2 separate regions of the Homo sapiens genome follow, and region 1 is linked to region 2. A link is an interaction called in ENCODE POLR2A ChIA-PET data of the cell type or tissue named here. Cell type or tissue: IMR-90. All regions are shown on one strand.

Region 1 (5,000 bases), 59 kb before region 2:
TTTCTGAAAGAGTTTGTGAAAAGTTGGTGTTATATTAAATATTTGACAGAATGTATGTGAATTTGGTGAAACTACCTGGGCCTTTCTTTGTGGGAAGGTTTTTAATTACTAATTCAATTTCTTTACTTCTTACAAGTCTATTCAGATTTCTTTTTTCTTTTTTTTTTTTTTTTGCTCTGTCACCTGGGCTGGTGTACACTAGCACAAACACGGCACACTGCAGCCCTGACCTCCTGGGTTCAAGTGATTCTGCCACCTCAGCCTCCAAGTAGCTGGGACTGCAGGCAGGCACCACCACACCCAGCTAATTTTTTTTAGAGACAGGGTATTCCTATGTCTCTAAACTGAAACTCCTGGGCTCAAGCAGTCTTCCTGCCTCAGCCTCCCAAAGTGGGATTACAGGCAGGAGCCACCAAATTTCTCTTTTCAACTCTATTTTTGCTTCATGTAGTTTGAATGAATGATTGGGCAGAGGTTATGCACAAATAACTTAAGCCAGTAAGGCTCCGTCCTCTGCCAGTGGCTCTGTGGGCAGGTTGAAGGGCATGTTCAAAGTTCAGGCCGTTTCCATGTCGGCCTGGCTTTTACTTTCCACTCACCCTTTTACATCTCCTCTATGCACATGTACAGATTCAGATTGGCCGGAAGGGTGTCTGAATAGGCAGGATCCTTTCCTGCCTCCACTGTGCATGCACCAGCCTCCCGTCAGCCAGGAATGCGCTCACCCATCCAATAACCGTAACCTCAAGCCAGTAGAAACCTTGGCCCTCCCCACCCAACTGCCCTAGAGATGGTCACTTCCATCCCAGTGCTACTATTGCCCAGGGCTCCATATGGAGTGAGCCCTTTTACCACAGCCGCGTGGTCCTCAGAGCCTGTTCTTCCCTGCCAGGACCGCTGTGCTGGCCCAGCTGCTGCGAAGGAGTGAGGGCAGCCCAGGGAAGAACATGATGGATTCACCCTGTTTTTACCTGAAGTTGAGAAGATTTTCAAATAAACAACACTTCTCAGATTTTCATGTCTTGTTCAATTTACAGAGTCTGGAAATGGTTGTTTTTGTCAGTTTTATAGAATTTCATAATTGCTTTATGGGGAGAGGATTGGCCAACCTTCTCATTTGGCCACAGCTAGAAGAACTGCCCTCTTATTTTTTGTGTTTTTTGGGGTTTTTTTTTTCTTTTTTTGAGATGGAGTCTTGCACTGTTGTTCAGGCTGGAGTGCAGTGGCATGATTTCAGCTCACTGTAACCTCTGCCTCCCAGATTCAAGCAATTCTCCTGCCTCGGCCTCCTGAGTAGCTGGAACTACAGGCTTACGCCACCACACCTGGCTAATTTTTGTATTTTTAGTAGAGACAGGGTTTTGCCAGATTGGCCAGGCTGGTCTCAAGCTCCTAGCCTCAAGTGATCTGCCCGCCTCGGCCTCCCAAAGTGCTGCGATTATAGGCATAAGCCACTGCCCCTGGCAGCTCTTATTTTTTTTAATGACTGTTTTTTATTGTTAGAGATGAGGTCTTGCTATGTTGCAGGCTGGAGTGCAGTGGGTACTCACAGGTGTGATCACAGTACACTACAGCCTCAGCCCCTTGAATAGGTGGGACTACAGGCGTGTGCCACTGCACCCAGCTCTGCCTTTTTTTTTTTTTAGACAGAGCCTCACTCTGTCACCCAGGTTGGAGTGCAGTGGCGTGATCTCAGCTCACTGCAACCTCTATCCCTCAAGCTCAAGCAATCCTCCCACCTCAGCCTCCCGAGTAGCTGGGACTACAGGCATGCACCACCATACCTGGCTAATTTTTTGTATTTTTAGTAGAGATGAGGTTTTGCCATGTTGCCCAGGCTGGTCTTGAACTCCTGAGCTCAAGCAATTCACCCCTGCCCTTGGCCTTCCAAAGTGCTGGGATTACAGGCGTGAGCCACAGCACAGACCTGCCCTCTTATTTTTAATATAACCACAGTATCGTTGTCTCCTCCCCAACCCAAATCAGCATTGATGTCTTAATATCATCAGATGGCCAGTTATATGTTCCAGTTTTCAATTTACTTTTTTTTAACAATTTGTTTAAACCAGGAAGCAAAAAAAAGCCCACACAATGGTAATTGGTTGATATGACTTACTAGTTTCTGTTAATCCATAGGTGTTCTCTCTCTCCCTCTATTACAGTAAATTTGTTGATGAAACTGGCTCGTTTGTCCTGTAGCATTTTCCACACTGGATTTTGCTGAATGCATCTTTGTGGTGTTGTCTTCACGTGTTCCTCTGTCCCCTGTATTTCCCATAAAGTGATTGCTGGATATCGAGGCTTGGTCATATTCAAGCTGTATATGTGTTGCTGTATTTTTCCTTTAGGAGGCACATAATGGGTTTTTCTCACTTTTTGTGACATTAGTAGCTGTTGTTACCCAGTGCCTAGATCCATAAAGGTTGCCAACTATTGATTTCCAATGTTAGCTTTTCTTCTTCATTTATTAGATATAGTACTTCTATGAAGAAAAACTTTCCTTCATCTACAATTTTGGTACCCAGTGGTAGAGTTCATATAGGAAAGTCAGAATTAATGCTTGATTTCATTCACTTTATTTTCCAGTTTCTGAGATAATACATTTGCTTTCTGCTCCTCTAACAGTCACCGATCAGTGGTGGTGATAGTAGTGGTGGTGGTAGTGGTGGTGGTATTGGTGGTGGGGGGGGTGGGGGGGTGGTGGTGGTGGTGGTATTGGTGGTGGTGATGGTGGTGGTGGTAGTGGTAGTAGTGGTGGCGGTGGTGGTGGTGGTGGTGGTGGTGGTGGTGGTGGTATTGGTGGTGGTGGTGATGGTGGTGATGGTGGTGGTGGTGGAGGTGGTGGTGGTGGTGATGGTGGTGGTGGTGGTGATGGTGGTGGTGGTGGAGGTGGTGGTGGTGGTGGTGGTGGTGGTGGTGGTGGTGATGGTGATGGTGGTGGTGGTGGTGGTGGTGGTGGTGGTGATGGTGATGGTGGTGGTGGTGGAGGTGGTGGTGGTGGTGGAGGTGGTGGTGGTGGTGGTGGTGGTGGTGGTGGTGATGGTGGTGGTGGTGGAGGTGGTGGTGGTGGTGGTGGTGGTGGTGGTGGTGATGGTGATGGTGGTGGTGGTGGTGGTGGTGGTGGTGGTGGGTAGTGGTGTAGTTTTGGTGCCATTATGGATTGAAGTTTATTTGCTGTGTTCCTGTCTGTTATATTAGGTGGAAGTTACTCTAGTTGGCTCCTGGGTCCTTTTGACGTGACCTCAGGAGCCTTTAGTACTTGTTCTCTGGCATAACAAGTTGTTCCAGGATCCTTGTATACATTTCTTACCTATAGCCCTTTCTCTCAGGAGGCCCTCCTTCCTTTTTCATCTGAAGGGAGGAGATCACAATATGGGTGTTAGGAGTGCTTGTTGCCACAGGGTAGGGGATTGTCTTGCCTTTTCATTATATGATTATGTTGTGGGAAATACTGTTTCTTTCATGCACAGGCCATTTGGCTATGCTGACACTCTTGGAAACTGGAGTTTTGGTTCTGGGAAATACGTGGCTGACTCTGAGCTGCTGGTCTCTGTAGGGATCTTCTATTTTATAACCTTATTGACAGCGTCAACTCTGCCTCACAGTGGGACGTGTCCTCGAGCTTTAGAAGATCTGATAGAGCATCTCTTTTGGATGTTTTTTCGTTGTCTCTGAACCACGTTCATAACTTCTCACCCTAAACAGACAACTGCTCAGCCCCCTTGGCAGCCTTTTGTCCATGTTGAGAAGGAGCTTGACTTGGAATGCCTTTCATTCATAACCTCCTCAGTATCACATTTCTTTCTGTTAATTTAGCCAGTGTTCTGCATCTTATCTTGTGTTTCTCACCATTTTCTCAGTTATTTTGAACGTCTGCTGAAGGCACGAGGGCCTCATCTGCAGCCTCTTTCCTAGAAAGCCATCTGATACCTGTCAGCGCCTGCTAACTTGAGCAGGTCCATTGGGAAACATGTTTCTATTTCTTGTCAGTTACACTAATGACCATTCCCTGGAGAGCAGAGAGCTCTTCCTACTAGAACTCTGCCTCTCAGCTTCAGAGTCATTGCCTGGGAGCTGTGTGGGGCAAAAGTGAAAGCCCTAAGCCAGGGCCGGGCCAACCGCATTTGAATCTAGTGTTCTCCCTTAGTTAGCCAGGTGACCTTTTCAGAGCAGACAGTGAGTTACCATGAGGCCCAACTGAAAGAAGTGTGAATGAGTTCTCTGCAGAGCATTGTGCAGATGTCACAGGGGATGTGATATCATCATCAGTAACAGCAGCAGTGATGGCCCCTGGAACAGCACCCAGATGGTGGACTCAGACCCCTGGGGAGTGACCCACAGTTCCATGATGGGAGGGACCCTATTTTGTTCAGCACTGTGTGCCCAGCTAGCTCCTAGCATAGGGTTTATGACGGGTTAGTTGCATGCGTGAATGTAGCTATAACTAACTACAGTGCAACAGACACAAAGCAAAATGTGATCAGCAGTATGAGTTTTCTGGTTACACAAGATTTTTCCAGCATATAGGCTATACTGTTGTGGATTACTATCTCATTTTTGGATTTAAGTATTTACAGACCTAAGACTAAAGAGAGAGAGAGAGAAAGCATTCGATGCCCAAACACAGATTGTCATTGACATGGAATTTCAGAAACCTGCTGCCAAGATCCCGGCCGAGATCTGTAGCCCATCTCCAAGGTAGCAGCACCCTGCGCTGCCATGTGCTAAGAAGGGAAACCATGATGAAATGATGAGGGCTTTTTCTCATTCCGTCAGTCTCAGGAAAGCTATGAGGGTTCTGCTGATGGCCAGAGGAAAAGCTAGTAGCGGTTCTTGAGCTTTATAGGTGGAGCTGGCCCTCCTGGGCCTTCCCAGGATGTGGGAAGGACCAACGAGCCCCCAGCCAGAGGCCCCCTGCCCAAAGATAAATGCCACCTTCACACTCAGTGAGGCAGGTGGACACTGACCCTTTGCCACAGACTGGGGTTGTGGAGAGGAGC
Region 2 (5,000 bases):
GCCACCCCCAAATCGTAGAAGCTAGCATCCAAGCAAAAGCTATTTTATTATGTGCTTAATGACTTAATGCATTACTGAGGTGTCAGTGATTTAGTCTGTTGTGTCCTTACTGCTGCCATAAGACATGATTTGTTTGGTGATGTGTGGATGGGTATTTTTTTCTGTGATTTCTTTGTAAGGACGTTATCCACTGTAACCCTTAGTATCCCAGATGTTTCTCAAACTTGAATATGTGTAGGAATCACTGGAGGGATGTGTATGTATGTATGTGTCTTTCCAAAATGGAGACCCCAGCCCCATCCCCAAGGATGAATGAATGCTTTTCTTTCTTTTTTAAATTAATAGACTTTGTATTTTAGAACAGTTTTAGATTTATAGAAAAATTGAGAAGGTTGTACAGAGAGTTCCTATACACCTCCTGCACACATATAGTTTCTCCTGTTAATTAACATCTTATATTAGTATGATACATTATTACTGATATGTTATTATTATCATTTGAGACAGAGTTTTGCTCTGGTCACCCAGGCTGGAGTGCAGTGGTGCGATCTCGGCTCACTGCAACCTCCACCTCCCAGTTTCAAGCGATTCTCCTGTCTCAGCCTCCCGAGTAGCTGGAATCACAGGTGTGCGTCACCACACCCGGCTAATTTTTTTGTATTTTTAGTAGAGACTGAGTTGCACCATGTTGGCCAGGCTGGTCTCGAACTCCTGACCTCAGGTGATCCACCCACCTGGACCTCTGAAATTGCTGGTATTACAGGCATAAGCCACTGTGCCCAGCTGACATTATTATTAATTAAAGTCCAGCATTTATTAAAGTTTCTGTTGTTTTTACCCGGTATCCTTTTTCTGTTCCAGGATCCCATTCAGGACATTTAGTTTAGTTTGTATATAACAACGTTAAGTTGTTATATCTCTTTAGGCTCCTCTTGGTGCTGATGGTTTCTCAGACTTAACTCATTTAATTTTAATCACATTTGCTTACATTTTTGCTTGACAGATATATATATATTGAGTACCTACTATATGCAAGATAGTGGGGCTAGGGATAGAGAGCTATGGAGACCTACATAAGCCTCAAGGAGTTTATAGCCAAGAAGAATAGCATGGGGCATATGAGATGGCAGTGTCAGAAAAGAGGTATGAACGACATAATTTTTATTTATTATTATTATTACATTTGAGATGGGCCTAGGGGAACTGGCAGGATTTTGACTGGGCTTATCTTCTGTTTTGGTTCTTCACCTTTGTACTTCCTTGAACTGGTCTTTCTTCCAGTTGGCTTTTCAGATGCTTGAAGACAATGGACTTCAGTAAGTCTTGCCTTTTCTTGGTTAAAAGTCCTTGGTCTTGGCCAGGCGTGGTGGCTCATGCCTGTAATCTCAGCACTTTGGGAGGCTCAGGTGGGCGGATCACCTGAGGTCGGGAGTTCGTGACCAGCATGACCAACATGGAGAAACCCCGTCTCTACTTAAAATACAAGATTAGCTGGGTGTGGTGGTGCATGCCTGTAATCCCAGCTACTTGGGAGGCTGAGGCAGAAGAATCGCTTGAACCCAGGAGGTGGAGGTTGCGGTGAGCCAAGATTGCGCCATTGCACTCTGGCCTGGGCAACAAGAGCGAAGCTCCATCTCAGAAAGAAAAAAAAAAAAAAGTCCCTTGTCTTTTAGCCATTCATTACTAATTAGTGGCCCTTCTGTGGACCTTCCTTTCACTGAGCTCTGGCCTGCTGAAGTCCTTTAGCAATTTAGATCTCTAACTTCGGCTTGAATACAGAAAGATGTTCGACCTAGCACACAAATGAAACCCTGAATACAAAATGGAAACATACTAAACCTTGGAGCCTCTTTGCTGATAGATCAAAATCAAATGTATTGGCTGGGCACGATGGCTCATGCCTGTAATCCCAGCACTTTGGGAGGCCAAGGCGAGCGGATCACCTGAAGTCAGGAGTTCAAGACCAGCCTGACCAACATGGCTAAACCCTGTCCCTACTAAAAATATAAAAATTAGCCAGACGTGGTGGCATGTGCCTGTAGTCCCAGCTACTCGGGAGGGTGAGGCATGAGAATCGCTTGAACCTGGGAGGTGGAGGTTGTGGTGAGCTGAAATTGCACCACCGTACTCCAGCCTGGGTGACAGAGTGGACTCTGTCTCAAAAAAAAAAAAAAAAAAAAAATCAAATGTATCCACTGGCACTGCTTCTTTCTACCAGCTGAGATTTCTAAGAGGACAGCTTCAGGGTCCCGTTTATGAGCATTTTCTTTCCTGGGAAGAAGGAAAATGCTCTCCTCAATTTGTATCATTAAGGAAAAATCAAACAGTAAGCAACAGACTGAATCAGATAGTGTCCCAATTAGAGGAGCAGCGCTAGGAAGGGAACCAGCTGGTGCCTTCACAAGATCAGAGTGATATGCTTCAGAGTGTCCAAGGCTATGGGTGATGAGGCAGCATGACTGTGAAGTGCACATATGGTAATAATTGCACAAATATTTATTGAGTTCACTGTGCAGATTTCTGGACTATGAATTGAAGACATGGTTTTCTACACATGTAGCCTAGTTCCAAGGAGATAGAGCATAAGTACGTGCAATTCAGCATGTCTACAACTGGACTTACTACCCCTACATTTATGAGCAATTGTTTTTTGACAAGAGTGCCAGACAATTCAATGGGGGAAAATAGCCTTTTCAACAAATACTGGGACAAAGTACCCACATACAAAAGAATGAAATTGGACCCTACCTCACACCATATACAAAATTCAACTTAAAGTAGATTGTAAACTTCAGTGGGAAGACTAAAACTTTAGAACTCTTATGGGAGAAAATACAAGAGTAAATCTGTGTGACCTTATGTTAGACAATGGTTTCTTAGAAATAGCACCAAAAGCACAAATGACCAATAAATAAATAAATTGGATTTTATCAAAATTAAAAATGTTTCTGCTGAAAATGGTACCGTCAATAAAGTGACAAGACAATCCTGATAATGGGAGAAAATATTTGCAAATCATATATCTGATAAGAGATTTATATCTAGAATATATAAAGAACTCTTATATTTTGCTATGGTCTAAAAGTTTGTGTGCTCCCAAAATTCATATGTTGAAATACTACCCCCCGCCAAGATTATATTATTAAGAGGTGGGGCCTTTGGAATATGATTAGGTCATGAGGGTTGAACTCTCATATATGGGATTAGTGTCCTTATAAAAGAGGTTAGAGGCCGGGCATGGTGGCTCATGCCTGTAATCCTAGCACTTTGGGAGGCCAAGGCAGGTGGATCAACTGAGGTCAGGAGTTTGAGACCAGCCTGGCCAACATGGCAAAACCCTGTCTCTATTAAAAATACAAAACTTAGCCTGGCATGGTGGCACACGCCTGTAATCCCAGCTACTTGGGAGACTGAGGAAGGAGAATCACTTGAACCCGGGAGGTGGAGGTTGCAGTGAGCCGAGATTGCACCACTGCACTCCAACCTGTGTGACAGGAGCGAGACTCTATCTCAAGTAAACAAACAAACAAACAAATAAATAAAAGGGGTTTGAGGGAGCTTGTTTGCCCCTCCTAGCATGTGAGGATGCAGCAAGAAGGCTCTATGAGGAAAAGGCCTTCATCAGATAGGTAATTTGCCAGTGCCTTCATCTTGGACTTCTCAGCTTCTAGAACTGTGAGAAATAAATATTGTTTATAAGCCACCCAGTTTCTGGTATTTTTGTTATAGCAGCTTGAATAGACTAAGACATCTCAACAATGAAAAGACAACCCAATTTTTTTTTTTTTTTTTTTTTTTTTTGAGACGGAGTTTCACTCTTGCTGCCCAGGCTGGAGTGCAATGGCGTGATCTTGGCTCACCACTATCTCTGCCCCCTGAGTTCAAGTGATTCTCCTGCCTCAGCCTCCCAAGTTGCTGGGATTACAGGCATGCACCACCACACCCTGCTAATTTTGTATTTTTTTAGTAGAGATGGGGTTTCTCCATGTTGGTCAGGCTAGTCCCAAACTCCCGACTTCAGGTGATCTGCCCACCTCGACCTCCCAAAGTGCTGGGATTACAGGTGTGAGCCGCCGTGCCTGGCCAAGACAACCTGATTTTAAAATGGGCAAATTATTTGAATAGATACCTTTCTGAAGAAGATAAACAAATGGCCAATAAGCACTTGAAAAGGTGCTTAGCATCATTAGACAAGAGGAAAGGCAAACCAAAACCACAATGAAATACCATTTCATACTCACTAGGATGGTTTGAATAAAAAAGATAATAACAAATGTTGGTGAGGATGAGGATAACCCTTACACATTGGGAATGTGGATAAACCTCACATATTGGAGCCCTCGTACATTGCTGGGGAGTGTAAAATGGTGCAGCTGCTTTGGAAAACGGTTTGTCAGTTTTTCAGAATGTTAGACATAGAGTTACCCTATGACCTATCAGTTCCACTCGTAGGCAGATAGCCAAGAGAAATTAGAACATATGTCTACACAGAACTTATACACAAATGATCATAGCATTATTCATGATAGCCTCAAAGTGGAAACAACCCAAATGTTCACGAATCGATGAATGGATAAACAAAATGTGGTATATCCATACAGTGCAATAAAAACTAATGAAATACTGATATAACATGGATGAACATCAGAAATATTATACTCAATGACAGGTGCAGTCACAAAAGACCACATATTGTATGATTCCATTTACATGAAATGTCCAGAATAGGCAAATCTATAGAGACAGAATGTAGATTAGTGATTGCTTGGGTGGGTGGAGGGTGTGGGGCTGAGGGTCAGTTTGAGAATGGGGAGTAACTGCTAATGAGTACAAGATTTCTCTTGCAGATAATCCCAGTATCGCAAGATTGGATTATGGTAATGGTTGTACAATTCTGTGAATATCCTAAAAACTGTTGTATACTTTAAATGGGTGAATTTTATGAAAAAGAAAAAATCTGTTCCTCAGTAAATCTGTTTTAAAACAACAACAACTGAACT

What was found. Peaks named below come from ENCODE experiments on the same cell type or tissue, not always from the same donor. Only the 100,000 strongest peaks of a DNase experiment are listed, where the experiment ranks them.
Region 1: POLR2A ChIA-PET joins it to region 2 with 8 read pairs; 4 of 35 experiments call an interaction of 5 or more read pairs at or near these places.

The regions. Positions count from the first base shown.
Region 1 is chr14:99,925,119-99,930,118 of GRCh38, forward strand. All of the region lies in intron 17 of EML1 (EMAP like 1), which reads left to right. Among named protein-coding and RNA genes, the nearest start is that of EML1, 130 kb to the left of the region's middle. In IMR-90, no CTCF peak of the experiment used is centred here; no DNase peak of the experiment used is centred here.
Region 2 is chr14:99,984,131-99,989,130 of GRCh38, forward strand. It overlaps a transcript of EVL not described here. Among named protein-coding and RNA genes, the nearest start is that of EVL, 79 kb to the right of the region's middle. In IMR-90, no CTCF peak of the experiment used is centred here; a DNase peak (open chromatin) is centred at 2,491; H3K27ac peaks cover 409 bases.